Regions from separate parts of the Mus musculus genome. Here region 1 is linked to region 2. Evidence: chromatin contacts called from ENCODE Hi-C or POLR2A ChIA-PET data. All regions are on one chromosome and are shown on one strand. Each heading gives the region's core, a stretch centred on a gene start or an enhancer-like site at or near the end of the contact. The rest is flanking DNA. Distances are from core to core; before and after follow the strand shown.

What was found. Hi-C counts contacts between places; a loop is a spot of excess contacts on that map. ChIA-PET counts read pairs that join two places held with the same protein, here RNA polymerase II (POLR2A).
Region 1: a map of left cerebral cortex shows a loop between it and region 2 (2.7-fold over the local background). The contact joins the promoter of Gdf7 here to the promoter of Ldah in region 2. A Hi-C loop is called at or near these places in 7 of 37 maps with a recorded cell type or tissue (T-helper 17 cell, T-helper 2 cell, gastrocnemius and 2 more). POLR2A ChIA-PET finds 5 or more read pairs at or near these places in 1 of 5 experiments (Patski).

What each region holds. Positions count from the first base shown.
Region 1 is chr12:8,300,692-8,303,391 of GRCm38, forward strand. It overlaps Gdf7 (growth differentiation factor 7), which reads right to left and starts at 1,263. Exons shown (of 2, transcript NM_001312876.1): 1 at 876-1,263. The coding sequence starts at 1,242. It also overlaps a transcript of Ldah not described here.
Region 2 is chr12:8,206,774-8,209,473 of GRCm38, forward strand. It overlaps Ldah (lipid droplet associated hydrolase), which reads left to right and starts at 1,353. Exons shown (of 7, transcript NM_001364261.1): 1 at 1,353-1,431. Gm33037 (a long non-coding RNA gene) reads right to left here and starts at 1,360. Exons shown (of 4, transcript XR_381233.4): 1 at 1,255-1,360.

The DNA of each region.
Region 1 (2,700 bases), core at 13-2,512, 94 kb after region 2:
TTGCCTTCCTTTCCCTCCTGATTTCCAAGCTAGATCTTTGGCTGGGCAGAATTGAAGCCAAAATTACTTGCATTTCCGCCTGAAATTAGTTAAATTTTCCCTATCTGTCTGCTTTAATGACTTCAATGGAGATTAATAAAAGCCAGATGACACACACATACTACAACCACCCCACAACCCCACCCACATCCTACCTTTGGAGGGCCCTACACAGGGTAAAATGTGATGTTTGAGCTCCAACCATCCCTTTTCTCCCCACACAAGCCGAGGCCCTGGACTCTGGCTGCTGGGGCCTACTGTCACAGAAGGAAGGCAGGCACCCAAACTCTCTTCCCATACACAAGCCACCATCCACCCGAAACGGCCTGCCTGAGAGGGGTCCTTCTGATACCGAGAGGCCATGACTTTAATTGGATACCAGCTGCTCTACCCTGAATTCCCCTGAGCTTCAATTTGTGTATAGTCCCCAGTCCCCCGCTGAACACAAGGCACTACCATCACTGCTCTCGTCCCTCTTGGCGGGAACTCAAAGGCCACAACTCCTGCCCTTCTTTCTTCTCCCAGGGCTCCAGGCCCAAGGCTACACTAGACCCTTCCCCCAAAGAAGCGGATCTTGAGCTCCGCTTGGCTTGAGGGGAACCTGCCAGCCTGTTCTGAAGAGCGGCTCCCACTCCCTTAGCCCTCGGAGACCAAGCCTTGACTGGCTTAGGGGTTCGTGAACAATGACTTCGAAGACAACTTTTTCTCTCCAGCACCTGAGGATAACTATAGGGATCATAGTTCAGGATCGAATCGGGCAGAGGCTTGCCTCCCCCGGCTCGTCTCCAGTCAAGAGTAGACGGGATGGGCTGGTGCGCAGAAGACGCGTAAAGTACCTTGAGTTGCTTGGTCTGTGAAGCCGGTGATTGTGTCCACACGCCCGTGCCCTGAAGCTGCCGCGACCGGAGCCCTCCCCGCCAGGCTCCTGTAAAGCGACATCATGAAGTGGTGTGGCACCACCGAGCCGTTCCTGAAGCCAGAACCCGCAGCGCGGCGCACAGCTCGGGGACCCGGAACCGCAGCGGCCTGGAGAGCTGAAGGGCCTGGAGCCCGGGCGAGGGTCCGCCCGCCGCCGCCGCCCCCGGGGCTCCAGGCTGGTCCAGCCCCCGCCGCTCGGAGCACCGCGGCAGCTTCTAGCCCGTCGCGGGGACGGCAAGCGCTCAGCAGCCAGAGACACAGCGCGGCGGCAGCGCTCAGGTCCATGGGCTCCTTGGGCCGGCCGGCCGCGCGACACGGGCTCCGTGGCTCCGGGAAGTCCCCCGACGCCTTTTGAACATAGTGTTTAATAATGGGGGAAGTGTGCGCAGCAAGCCGCTGCCCCCCTCCTCTCCCACCCCACCCCCGCCCAGCGCTCGGAGCAGCGCCCCCTGCTGAACGTTCAACCCGCAGCGCTGAGCCCCCCAACTCAGGCCTATCGCGCAGTGCAGGGTAGAAGTCGCCTCCCCTTGCTGTAGTGCCTGGTCCTTGTCCTTGCCAAGAGAAGGCCATCCGCCCGAGGCTCCTGCCACAACGCGGTGCCCCGCCTCCCCTCCCGAAGGTACTACGAGCCCCCACCCCCCTCCGCCCCAAGACCTCAGCGCACTCCTTGGCTGGAAGATGGGGCGTCTCGCGTACCCGCCCAGCTTCCTCCCGACTCCTCCATGGAGAAACACCGCCCTCCGCGTGATCTTGTGAGTGCTAGGGATGCCAGACCCGGGCCAAGTCAAGACTGGGCCCCTCCCATCCAGCTTTCTCGCCGTACGCCCCCTTGATGGATGCTCATTAGGGAGTTCCTAGGGATGCTTACGATACACATTTGGATGCCACCCTCTCCCGTCCACAGCCCTCTGAAGATAACAGTGGGAGGCCAGAGAAAGGGAGAGGATCTGTGATGAAGGATGAGTGGCTGGAGGGTACAGATGGGCACGGACCGGAAAAGCTTTGGGTGGGCATCTTGAGCCAAAGCAGGAGCTGAAATCTTAAAGGGTTTAATGAATTAGGAAGGCGGGGACCAGCGGAATCCTACTCAAATTAGGTCTCAGGGTTTGAATGTGCAAAGTAATTTGCCCGGGGAAAGGGGAGAGTGGGGCAGGTGACCACATTTCTTCAAGGTCTTCAGAGCAAAAGGCAAGAGTGCAACCACAAGCCCAGAGGCTGCGTTGCAAAGCCATGGAATAGCGCTCGGATGCCAGCATGGTTATAGCACTCTATGAGCATGGGTGGAAAGGGCCACCTCTGGTCTATGCCTGGGCGACTCTTGAGCATACAGACGCTGGGACTTTTGTTTGGCTAACTTCCTCCCCACTCCTGCTCTGAGGGGGGAAGGCGCCAGCATGTGTGTCGATTTAGTTCAGACAAACCCCAGAGCAAGAATGTCCAGAAAATAGACCAACTGTCCAAGGGATTTAAAAGCCTGGACCCCAAATCCATTACTTTAGCATTGTTCTGGATACCAAACTCAGAATCCACGCCCGGTCCGTGAGTCAGGTCAAGGTGCTATCTAAAAGCCTCTTCCTAATAAACTACATAGCCCAGGCTCCCGCGTTGGAGTCTTATACTCCCACCTCGCCCTCTGGATAGCAGGCACGCGTGCACCTGGACCACGGTCTGTGCTGCTGGCCTCCCTACTCAGGGCCTTCCTGCTGTTGCCAGATGGTGGGCATCTGGGATGACAACCTACCT
Region 2 (2,700 bases), core at 103-2,602:
TCATTTTACACTGCAGTTAACAGAAATAATCTCTGGCCAACTATAAAGTCTGAATTGCTTCAGTTATTTCTGGCACAGGTTCAGTGAAATCAGAAACATAAATCACCTAGATGCTACATCGTAGATGCATATCCAAGAATTAAAAGAAATCCTGCACCAATGCATTCTGTCATGTAGTCTATGGATGAAAGAAGGATGGAACAGATACCCAGAAAGACGCCCTTGATATGTCAGTAGTCCTTTAACAGCATTACTGGCAGGAAATTTACACACATAAAACTGACACCACTTGGTACATATCCTATGGTCACCGTAACATAATCATTTACTTTTATGTATTTATATCTCCAAACTCTAGTGATCACTTGTTAATACTGACCACACTGAAATGCTAAGGGTTTAAAAATTAGTTCATGAAAAACTCTTAACACAATGAATATCTTTTTCTATATTCATTAAATGTTACCTATTGGATGTGGAAAGTAGAAGTGATAAAAAAGGGTTATGAAGATATTTATCGGTTTACATTCCACAGCTAGTTGGATGTTGGTTCAGTAGTTATGAGCACTAACTCCTTTTCCACAGGATTTAGGATTGATTCTCAGCACCCACATGGTGACCCATAGGCTTATGTGGTTCAGGTCCCAGGGAACCCAGTGCCCTCTTCCAGCGTCCATAGGCTCCAGGCTACTAATATACAAAAAGATTTTTAAGTTAAAATATAAGTGATGTTGGTACTATCACCGAGGTGCTGGATACAAGCGCAAAGCTTTTCCATGTGTGATAATTACTATGGGTTTTTTTTTTCTTTCTTTCTAAGTTCCATGCTTCTTCTGGCTATAATACTGCCATATTGGCGACAGTATTTTGGGGGACAGAAATACACTGATTGCCTACAATTGTACCAAGTGTTGAGGATACTATCTTGAAGTTTGTAGTAAGCTGGAAATAGCTCTGGAAGGTCGCATTATCCTGAATATGAAACTGAATACTATATGAAGTTGAATACTAGCACTAAGGTCAGCTGAGAGTCAACTTTCCTGTGATCATGAGTCAGGAATGAAAAGCAACTGGTGGTGGAAGAAAGGAAAAGTGGGCAGATGGGGGGGGGGGGGGGAATGAAAGAACCTCCAAAGAGAGGAAAAACTCGTTTACCAAAACGACAAAGAACAGAGAGCGGGTAAAATTCAGGTGGTATGCTAGAAACGCTCTATGTGCTGCTCCCAGCAATCTCGCTGACTATAAACCACCTACCCATCAAGCTGCCACCCAAACTCTCACACGGGAGATCCTTGCAAAGCGTTCTACGGGTCCCGACTTCCGGGACCGGCGCGGCGCGGCGCTGTGACGTCAGTACAGGCGGAACTTCCGGGTCTGGTGAGGCTTTGCCGAGACGTCGGCGGACGACCCCAATACCTTGTGAGTGGGCAGGTGAGGTGATGCTGCCAGTACTGTGTGGTTTGTCTGAGGAAGGGCACGTGGGCTGCGCATGGGGTGGTGCTAGGATAACTGAGCTGCCATCACCCCGCGTGCACAGCCGCTAGGCCGTGCGGTACGCGATGGCACTACACTCGCCCGACCTGTGGCCAGGTCGCCAGAGGCTCCCTGGGTAAGGATAAGCCAATGCGCTGGCAGCCAGCCTTCTAGAAATAAATCCAAGTCTGCGCTGGGGCTCCCCAGGCATCTGTGGTCGACACTGTCCCTCGTGGATTCTCCTGAGAAATCTGCTGACATTAAAATTACCTTTACCCTTGCATATGATGTGTTGTTTCACTGCTTTTAACTTTTTTTTTTATTTTAGTTTTACAAAATGCATGGCTTCTAATAGTATAGTATACATTTCCCCAGCTTGAGAAGCTCAGCTTCTTGAATCTGTAGATTTATGCCCTTCCCAATTTTGAGAAGTTTCCAGATACTCTTTCTTAAAACGTGTGTTTTAGCCCCACATTGCCTTCTCTGAAACTCTAGTTGCATGAATTTTAGGTCATTTGTCATTGTAGTACAAGTCCCGGGGCTACTGCTGAGTTTTTAGACTGTTTCCCACCAATTCAGGTTTGTAAATTTTGTGGATCTATCCACGTTCTCTCATCTCGTTCTTTGTTGATACTACTCTGCTGATAATCCACCCCATAAGTTTTGTTCTTTCAATTATTACTTTTAAATTCCTTGCTCTTGTTTCTTATATAATATTTATGGTAGCTTCTGACCTTTAGTGTGCTCTTACATTTTTCTGGGCTTTGCTGTCTTCTTAGAAGAATATTTTAATCAAGCTCTTTCTTACTTTGGGAAACTATTACATTCCAGGTGCCTTCAACATTTTTCTAAACTACTTTGATGAAGAAGTTGGAATGTTAGTAGGAGAGACTTTTAAGATCATCATGGGCAAAATATCAGGTCACTTTTTCTGAAACGTTGTATTGTATGCCTGTGTCATAAAGGGTCAATATGCTTATCAGTGTGTTGTGAGCTAATGCTATGTGACTAGTGAGGTGAGGTCCTAAGAGGTGAGGCAACTTTGTTCTCAACCTCAGGAGGCAGCCTACATGCACTGCAAGAACCTATTAAAATTGGCCATGTGAAAAGATTAAATATGAATTAAATATAAGATTATGTGTTCAACCTATTTTTGTTTTAGAGCATTCATTGTTAAGCTTATCAATAAAGGTACTTCCAGATGACCCCTGTCCCAGTGAACAAGTC